Linked DNA regions of Homo sapiens: region 2 is linked to region 1. A link is an interaction called in ENCODE POLR2A ChIA-PET data of the cell type or tissue named here. Cell type or tissue: OCI-LY7. All regions are shown on one strand.

The links. Peaks named below come from ENCODE experiments on the same cell type or tissue, not always from the same donor. Only the 100,000 strongest peaks of a DNase experiment are listed, where the experiment ranks them.
Region 2: POLR2A ChIA-PET joins it to region 1 with 5 read pairs; 1 of 35 experiments calls an interaction of 5 or more read pairs at or near these places.

What each region holds. Positions count from the first base shown.
Region 1 is chr17:78,190,215-78,195,214 of GRCh38, forward strand. It overlaps AFMID (arylformamidase), which reads left to right. Exons shown (of 11, transcript NM_001010982.5): 2 at 756-846. Among named protein-coding and RNA genes, the nearest start is that of AFMID, 5.4 kb to the left of the region's middle. In OCI-LY7, a CTCF peak has its summit at 150 (motif pointing left); a DNase peak (open chromatin) is centred at 2,577; H3K4me3 peaks cover 1,761 bases; H3K27ac peaks cover 2,759 bases.
Region 2 is chr17:78,723,215-78,728,214 of GRCh38, forward strand. The region is part of intron 1 of CYTH1 (cytohesin 1); the gene reads right to left. Among named protein-coding and RNA genes, the nearest start is that of CYTH1, 57 kb to the right of the region's middle. RefSeq lists enhancers at 371-876, 2,204-2,253, 2,624-2,703. In OCI-LY7, a CTCF peak has its summit at 1,331 (motif pointing right); a DNase peak (open chromatin) is centred at 2,548; H3K4me3 peaks cover 850 bases; H3K27ac peaks cover 3,324 bases.

The DNA of each region.
Region 1 (5,000 bases):
CGACATTCACCGCCCCTCCTCCTCCAGCCCAGCCTCCCAGCCTCACCTCTGTGTGTCAGCCATAGGGCCTGCCAGCATTTGCAAACTGACCTTTCATTCCTTCCTCCTCACCTCTGTGCCTTTGACTGTGCAGTGACCTCCTGTGGTCAGAATCGCACCCTCTCAGCGCAGATCAGCTCCTCCTTTTTTAATTTTTTTGAGGTAGAGTCTTGCTCTGTCGCTAGGCTGGAGTGCAGTGGTGCGATCTCGGCTCACTGCAACCTCCACCTCCCAGGCTTAAGCAATTCTCCTGCCTCAGCCTCCCAAGTAGCTGGGATTACAGGTGCACACCACCACGCTCGGCTAGTTTTTGTTTTCAGTAGAGATGGGGTTTTGCCATGTTGGCCAGGCTGGTCTCAAACTTCTGACTTCAAGTGATCCACCTGCCTCAGGCTCCCAAAGTGCTAGGATTACAGGCGTGAGCCACCGGGCCACCTGGCCTCCCCTGGTCGTAACTGCTGTGGGAGTGGTGCCCATGATGGCATTAACTGAATTCGTTTGGGGGACCTCATCTCCCCTTAAGGCTGCCAGCTGGCTAAAGGCACAGCGGTCGCTGGTATACCTCTAGACCATGGATCTGAGGGCATCTTGGAGACCCTGGGATACTGGGGCGAGGGCTTCTAAGGCAGAGAGGAGCAGCCGGGCATGGGCGAGGGGGAGGGGCACACTCTGTTGAGAAGGAAAGTCTTACGGAGCCTCATGTTTGTGCCCTGCAGGAGCTGGAGAATCAGTACTGTCCCAGCCGATGGGTTGTCCGACTGGGAGCAGAGGAAGCCTTGAGGACCTACTCACAGATAGGAATTGAAGGTACTAGTGTGACCTCTCCGTGGCCGCATTGGGTGTCCTTAAGCATGTGGCAGTGATTCAGAATGCTGGGGGTTGGGGGGGCTGTGCTGCACCACCTGGGCCTCGAGGGGCATTTCCCAAACACCAGGCACTTTATAAACCTCCCTGCTCAGGGGCAGGTGCCCAGGACCCCTTGCTGCAGGGACTACTGGAGGCAGGAGAGGTCCGGGGGAGGTCCACGGCTCAGTCGACCATGCCTGGCCTTTCTTGCTCAGCCATCCATACCCAGGCCCGTAAGGCTGCGGGCTGTGGTTGGCATAGGGAGGTGAAGTGAACAGAGGAACGTTCCCCATCCGCTGCTGAATGTGGAATGCGGTCACTATTCCTAAAAAGCAATACTTTGGGAGGCCGAGGCAGGTATATCACTTGAGGCCAGGAGTTCAAGACCAGCCTGGCCAACATGGCAAAACCCTATCTCTACAAAAAAATACAAAAATTAGCTGGACACCTGTAATTCCAGCTACTCGGGAACCTGAGGCATGAGAATTGCTTCAACCTGGGAGGCAGAGGTTGCAGTGAGCTGAGATTACATCATTGCATGCCAGCCTGGGTAACAGTGAGACCCTGTCTCAAAAAAAAAAAAAAGCAATGAAGCCTCTTTTTTTTTTGAGACTGAGTCTTGCTCTGTTGCCCAGGCTGGAGTGCAGTGGCGCGATCTCAGCTCACTGCAACCTCTGCTTCCCGGGTTCAAGCGATTCTCCTGACTCAGCTTCCTGAGTAGCTGGGACTATAGGCGCACCTCTCCACACCCAGCTGATTTTTGTATTTTTAGTAGAGATGGGGCCACCATGTTGGCCAGGATGGTCTCCATCTCTTGACCTCGTGATCTGGCTGCCTCGGCCTCCCAAAGTGCTGGGATTACAGGCATGAGCCATCGTGCCTGGCCGCCTTTTCTTTCTTTCTTTTTTTTGTTTTTGAGACAGAGTTTCGCTCTTGTTGCCCAGGCTGGAGTGCAATGGCATGATCTCGACTCACCGCTAACTTCGCCTCCTGAGTTCAAGTGCTTCTCCTGCCTCAGCTTCCTGAGTAGCTGGGATTACAGGCATGCGCCACCACGCCCTGCTAAGTGTTTTGTATTTTTTTTTTTTTTTAGTAGAGATATGGTTTCTCCATGTTGGTCAGGCTGGTCTTGAACTCCTGACCTCAGGTGATTCGCCCTCCTCGGCCTCCCAAAGTGCTAGGATTACAGGTGTGAGCCACCATGGCTGGACTTTTTTTTTTTTTTTTTTTTTGAGACGGAGTTTTGCTCTTGCTGCCCAGGCTGGAGTGCAAAGGTGCAATCTCGGCTCACTGCAACCTCCACCTCCCAGGTTCAAGCGATTCTTCTGCCTCAGCCTCCTGAGTAGCTGGGATTACAGGCCTGTGCCACCAAGCCCAGCTAATTTTGTATTTTTAGTAGAGATGGGGTTTCTCCATGTTGGTTAGGCTGGTCTCAAACTCCCGACCTCAGGTCATCCACCTGCCTCGGCCTCCCAAAGTGCTGGGATTACAGGTATGAGCCACCGTGCCTGGACTTTCACCTTTTCTTTCTTTAAAGAAATCTGGACTTGGGAACCTGTAAACTAGTGAAGTCTTAAGGTCCATTTCCATCTCTACCCTGTATCTGCAAAGTGCTGTACCACGATCTGAACACCTGGTAATGCATCCGTGCTGGGATGGGGAGCAGGCCCCGAGGAGGAAGTGTAGGTGAGGACGCAGCCAACCATGCTTGGCAAATTAGCTCTGTTGCAGCAGGCTCAACACAGCCTTTCAGAGGCAGATGCCTGGGCTCCTGGGCTTGGTGGTTTTCTAAGCGGAGAGAACCCAGGAGGAGGAACAGACTTGTTAGAAGTGTATTCCAGCAATTCCACCATCCTCCTGTCTCAATAGATTGGGGGGGAGCTGTTTCCTGGGCTCTTCATGTTCCTTGCTGTGCTCAGCTCTGATCCAAATTCATCTCTATTTGCTCGATAAATACATGAGTGTGGTGAAACATACAAGAGCTGTAAGCAGCCAGGCGTGGTGGCTCATGCCTGTAATCCCAGCACTTTGGGAGGCCGAGGCGGGCGGATCATGAGGTCAGGAGATCGAGACCATCCTGGCTAACACGGTGAAACCCCATCTCTACTAAAAATATAAAAAATTAGCCAGGCATGGTGGCGGGCGCCTCTAGTCCCAGCTACTCAGGAGGCTGAGGCAGGAGAATGGTGTGAACCTGGGAGGTGGAGCTTGCAGTGAGCCGGGATCGCGCCACTGCACTCCAGCCTGGGCGACAGAGCGAGACTCTGTCTCAAAAAAAAAAAAAAAAAAAAAAAAAAAAGCTGTAAGCAAACCTATTTGCCTGTCTTAATTGTCTTGAGTGATAAAAAGAGCTGACCCTATTGAGAAAGAATGTCAGATGTAAAAAGCACGCACTATTGAAACTTCAAGTCATATGAATGAAAGAAAATTAAAAGGAAAGGATTAAAAAGGAAAAAAAAAAAAGAGGCCAGGAACTGTCACACACGCCTGTAATCCCAGTACTGTGGGAGGTCAAAGCACGAGGATCCTTTGAGGCCAGGAGTTTGAGACCAGCCTGGGCAACATAGCAATAACCTGCCTCTACAAAAAATTTAAAGGCCAGGCGTGGCAGCTCACGCATGTAATCCCAGCACTTTGCGGGGCTGAGGTGGGCAGATCACAAGGTCAGGAGATTGAGACCATCCTGGCTAACACGGTGAAACCCTGTCTCTACTAAAAATACAAAAAATTAGCTGGGCGTGGTGCGGGCACCTGTAGTCCCATCTACTCTGGAGACTGAGGCAGGAGAATGGCTTGAACCCAGAAGGTGGAGCTTGCAGTGAGCTGAGATCATGCCACTGCACTCCAGCCTGGGCGACAGAGCGAGACTCCATCTCAAAAAAAAAAAAAAAAATTTAAAAATTAGCAGGGTGCCGTAGTGTGCACCTGCAGTTCCACCTACTTGAGAGGCTGAAGTGGGAGGATTACTGCTGCCTTGGAGTTCAAGGCTGCATATTTCTTTATGTATTGGGTTTTTTTTTTTTTTCTTTGAGACAAGGCCTCGCTTTGTCACCCAGGCTGGAGTGCAGTGGCGTGATTTTGGCTCATTGCAACCTCTGCCTCCTGGGTTCAAGCCATTCTTGTGTCTCACATTCTTGTGTTTCAGCCTCCCGAGTAGCTGGAATTTACAGGCGCGTGCCACCACGCCAGCTAATTTTGTATTTTTAGTAGAGGCGGGGTTTCACCATGTTCGCCAGGTTGGTCTGGGACTCCTGGCCTCGAGTGATCTGCTCGCCTCCCAAAGTGCTGGGATTATAGGCGTGAGCCACACTTTGCCTTCTTTGCACCAGGGAGAATTATATTTTTTCTCATTTTTTATTTGTATTCGTCCTTACAATGCCAGCCTGTTAACTTGCAATGAGGGATGTTCGCTTTTAATGAGTAGACAGCCTCATCCCCATCAAGGCCTGGCCGCCCTCATCTGGGCTCAGGGAGAACAAAGTCTAACTGCTGTGTGAGTATGGTCAGGGCGCAGGAGGCTGGCAGAGAGGGGGTTTAAGAACCATTTCCTTTACCACTAGCTTTTAAATTAGTTTTACTGTGACCTTCAGTAAAAATACTTTTTTTTTTTTAAGACGGAGTTTTGCTCTTGTTGTCCAGGCTTGGAGTGCAATGGCGCAATCTCGGCTCACCGCAACCTCCGCCTCCCAGGTTCAAGCGATTCTCCTGCCTCAGCCTCCTGAGTATCTGGGATTACAGGCATGTGCCACCACGCCTGGCTGATTTTTTATTTTTAGTAGAGACGGGGTTTCTCCATGTTGGTCAGGCTGGTCTCAAACTCCCGACCTCAGGTGATCCACCTGCCTCAGCCTACCAAAGTGCTGGGATTACAGGCGTGAGCCACCGTACCCGGCCCAAAAAAATACATTTTACAGTCAGCAAAATGCTGTATATATTTTTTATCCAGATACAAAAGTTCAAATTCTGTATGATTTCATTTAAATGAGGTCCCTAGAGAAGTCAAATTAATAAAGACAAGAAATGGAATGGTGGTTGGTAGGGGCAAGGGGAGGGAGGAATGGGGAGTGAGTGTTTAAAGGGGACAGTTTCTTTCTTTTTTTTTTTCTTTTGAGACA
Region 2 (5,000 bases), 530 kb after region 1:
ACGGTGAGTCCCCTCTCCTGCGGCCCCAGTGTCCTGGCCAGCCCTGGGCAGCAACATCAAAGCCTCGGCAGGTCACAGCTCTCCACGTCAGAGGCCATGGTGGCTCCGTGCAGCGACCCCACAGTACCAGGCTGCCGGGAGCTCCCACAGCTGTAGGTGCAGGGAGAGCCGGAGCAAGGACAGCATGTGTGCGCCAGCACAGCAGGGGTAGAGAAGAAGGTGTCCAGAGAAAACAAAAGCTGAGAGCACCGGCCCTGCAGGTGGAAACTCGCTGGGCCCGGTGGGGAAGGCTGGCGCAGAGCGCAGAGATGGACGCGCAGAGCTGCAGCCCTAGCAGACGCTCCGAGTGTGTGCTGCTCCGCTCCTCCAGGCTCATTTCCATGAATGCAGTCACAGCCAGCCCCTCCTACTATCCCCCATTCCCGGCCTCCCGGGGGGGAGGGGAGGCACCACCAGCATTTGCGCACAGGCTGCACTTGCTTTCCTCTCTCCCTCAGAAGCAAAAGCCTAATGCCTGCTTTCACTGCAAGAATGCCAACCTTACTCCAGATGCCCTCTCCTTTCTGCATGGATAAACAAGAGACTGGATCTAGGGGGTGGATGTTCTGTCACCCCAAAGGCACAAGCCTAGTCCTTTCCACTGCCCCGCATCAGGTCAGCAGGCAAAGTGGCACTGACCAGACTGCTCCAACACCGTCCTGGAGGGGCTTCAGGAGGAGTATCCTTTGCTCCCTTCCTCCAGGGATCCCATGCCCTCCACTTCCACGAGGGACACTCCAGCCTTTTCACCAAGAAGGACTCGCCTCCTACTCAGTACACTCGCAGCCACCAATGGTTATTTCTTCACCAGAGGCTGTGGCATCGCCTTTGAGGACACCTGCCTATTATCAGGTTGGAATGTTAGGCAAGCGAACCTTGGGGATGATAATACAAGATGGCTGGTGACAAGAAATATGGCTACAGCCTGAGGATAGCAGCTCTCAAACCTCAGAGGGCACGAGAATCACCAAGGGCGCCTGTTAAACACGCAGATTTGGGACCCCAGTCCCAAAAGCATGAACTCCAGAGACCCAGGCCCCTAAGTGACACAGAATACAGGGTTACTGCAGACCACACACAGCTTTTGACTAAGAAGGGAGGAGATATTTTTTAAACAATTCTAAAATAACCAAGGAGAGAAAGTAAAAGGGAAATCACCGTGCTAGAGCAGGGTTCTTCAGTCTGGGCATTACTGGCACAGGGAGCAGGTCACTCTTTGTGGTGGGGGCTTCCCTGTGCCTTGCAGGGTGCTTAGCTGCGTCCCTGGCCTCTACCCACTAGGTGCCAGCAGCATCCCCATCCCAATTCCCCACAACCAGGTTTGACAACCAAAAATGTCTCCAGGCATTGCTGAATGTCCCCTGCGGGACAAAACTGTCCTGGTTAAGAACCATTGCTCTAGATAAACAATGGAAGAGGGGGTGGAAATCCTAAAAACACTCCCATACCCTCCCTCCTTTCCAGTCTCCTGCCGTTAGGAAATCAGTCATGGAAGGCACCCGCCCCTCTGCAAGCCCTGCCTCCACTGCCATGCCATGGGGGTTGGGCTGGCTGGGGAATGCAAACAGACGTCCTCATCACCAGGCAGTGCCACCAGGCCTGACCCAAATACCCTGGCTCTGCGTTGTATCTTGTCTTTCAAGAAACAGCCATAGTGTGAACAATTTTCTTTTAGTGTCAAGAGAGTAGTACTTATTTAAAAGAATCATACTAAGTCCATGAAAAACAAATTCTAAAATTCTACATTCTACAAAATGTATATTGAGAGTCCCAGTGCAACACGTCCCTGGGCCCCTGTCTTCCTCCTTCTCACTGTCTAGTAAGCCATCCCACCTCTCCTCCCAGTCCAAGGAAGATTCCACTTTCCCGGGATCCACCAGAGTACTCAGTTACATCTCTTTGCTTCTTTCTTCTTGTTCAGAAGCTCATCCTCACCATCCGCCATCCGTCGAGTCTTACCTCCTACAGGGAGAACTCAGATTCCTCCAGCCATGCTCCCTGCTCAGTTTACCCATATTAACCATCACCTGATGACCTTCTTTATCACTTGGTAAATAACCAGGTGATAAATTACGTGATACAAACAAACTCAGTGAAGACAGCCTGGACTATCCACGCTGGTTATCTACCACCATGTTTCCCAGGGATTTCATGTGAGATTAAGCTCTTGCTTTTCAGTAATATCTTGTACTGTAAATATTCTCATAGCACTTTTCATAGTCCTAAGGGCTGTCTTATTTTGAGGTGACATCACTGGTTTTTACACAAATACACATATACACATACACACTCTCTTCAGGGATTGAAAGAGCCCAGCAGGTGAGTTCTGACCCGTGACTCTCTACAGAAGACTCAGTCATCATGTGCAAGGCTCACTATGACTCTCTCTTTAACATGGCCAGCTTCCACTACGCCGACAGAGTGGATCACAGCCGGGGTTTACCTGTGGTGTGTGAACCTAGGCAAAGGCTTTAGCTTGACCCAGGCCAGAGACTGCAGGTGGCAAAAACCTGCACTTTCAGTTAATTCTAGGCACAGACAACATGAGAAAAGGATGTCAGTGGACAAAGAAGTTACAAGAAAAGCTGCAACCAAGAAGTCTACAGTGTGGCCCTCCTCATATCTGAACAAAACAGATGCCACAATATATACCACACAATCAAGCTTATGAAACCACATCCATCAGAGAGAATCACAGGAAACGACTGGCCACAGAATAGGAATCTCAGGACCAACAGAAAACATGAACGTTTTAAAAAATAATTTCTCAGACTCATAATTCAACAGTCTTTTTTTTTTTTTTTTTTTGAGACGGTGTCTTGCTCTGTCACCCAGGCTGGAGTGCAGTGGCGCGATCTCGGCTCACTGCAAGCTCTGTCTCCCAGGTTCACGCCATTCTCCTGCCTCAGCCACCCTAGCAGCTGGGACTACAGGCACCCGCTACCACGCCTGGCTAATTTTTTTGTATTTTTAGTAGAGACAGGTTTTCACCATTAGCCAGGATGGTCTCGATCTCCTGACCTTGTGATCTGCCCGCCTCAGCCTCCCAAAGTGCTAGGATTACAGGCGTGAGCCACCGCGCCCGGCCTCAACAATCTTTTAAAAAGTTCACTGCATGGAAACGAGGCCCCCTGTCAGTTACTGTGGAAGAGGCCCCCTGTCAGTTACTGTGGAAGACACAATGCTGAAAAGACATGGTTTCGGCCCTCCAAGAGCTCATGTGTTACTATTCCTTTTAAAGAAAAAAGAAACAGGCAGCCCGTAAATGCCAAATAAATGCTGTCTGCAAGGTGCTATGCGGAGTGGGGCTCAGAGAAGAGCAGGGCCCAGGTTAGTCCAAGACGGTTCCACGCGAGAGCCTGGGAGAGGGCAGTCCAGGCAGAGGTGGAAAGGGCAACACAAGGGACAGAGTCTGGAAGAGCAAGCTCCAGGCAGACTGTGGTGCCTTTGAATTTGACACCGAGACAGGTGGATTCTATTCTGCTGTTGAGTTGGGCGAGAGATAAAGAAGCTCTTCTGGAAGAGCAAGAAGCGGCAGCCAGGCGCCATGAGAAAGAAAAGGGACTGGAAGCTTTGCGTAGTCTTCACTGCACCGCGGTCTGCACTCCTGTTCAGAAGCGGTAGCAAAGAAATAAGTGGTTTTTTGCCCTACTCCAACTCACACCTTCAACTACCATCCTTATCCAGCACTAATTCCCCAAACCACTACTGACTTCCCATCCTCTTTCCAGTTCTCTCTCTCAGGCTCAAGGACAGGTGCAACCAGAAAGTGACCCTCTGACAAGCGTGCAAGGGCAATGTGCATCAATCATTTTATTTCTAAAGCGGAAAATGAGGCACAAGGAATACATTCAAATCTCGCAGTTTCATCAGCATCCCAAACCCACGAATTCACAATGCTGCTCAAAGGTCCTCTCTGCCCATGAGGCGTCCCCAAACCCCAAATCACCTGGGCCACAGGCTCCAAGCACCACAGACATGATAAGCATAAAGCTTTTAGGCGAGTCAGCATTCTCAATCTCCCCTCCTTCTGTGTCCCATGAAAACAGAGGCCTGGGGTTTTTTTTACTTTTTTCTTTAAATTCTATTCCACTCCTTACACTTAAAAATGCCTCATTATTCTTTAGTAAATGCTAGGAGCATAAAATCTTCTTCAAAGAAGCAAAAACTGGCATCTGTTCCTGCTCTGAGAAGTCCTTGAAGATCTCTTGAAAGGAAGGTCATTTCTACCTGCACCTCAAAATAGAAACAAACTGGCTCCCTGTTCCAGACATCACCCTTACCAGAGTTGCCCCGAGTCCGGGTTTGCAAAAGTTTGGGAGAGGTGTAAGAAGGAGCTGACTAGGGCACCAGCCTTCCAAGTCGCGGGAAGGTCCAGGATACTGGCCCCCTGCCTCCACCTACCAGCAGGGCAAGGCTGGAGCAGGCACGGCCGACCCAAGCCTCCTGGCGAGTGCATCCTTCTGGTGCCAACTCAGTGTGTTAGGAGGGCAGGCTTCTTCTTCTCTGTCTTGGCTGCTCTCATGAGGCTGCTCTTGGACCGTCCCCTATCTCCTGCCCATGCAGGGGGCAGAACTGTAGGAGGAAGAAAGACGAGACCTATGGCAGGGGCAGCCAAGGAGAGCAGTGAGGAGGAGCAGAAGGCAGGCCAAGCTCTGCACCTTTGAGATCCAGGGCAGCACACCCACTCCAGAACTAGCTGAAGAGGTGCTGACCCATGAGAGGGCAGTGAGTCCCTGATATCATGCAGGTGTCCTATGGCCTCCCTCCACGACAAATGGATGCCCACCTCTAGGTGGCACGATATAGTCAGTTTCTCTGGACAAACTCTATTCTACCCCAAACACTGGTAAATCCTCCCCAAGCCAGGCTGGTTCCTGCAGCAGGGCCAGCCTCTCATCTAGACAGGAAAAAGAAACATGGAAAACAAAGGGGACCTGAGCAAAGGTAGAAAGACCCCA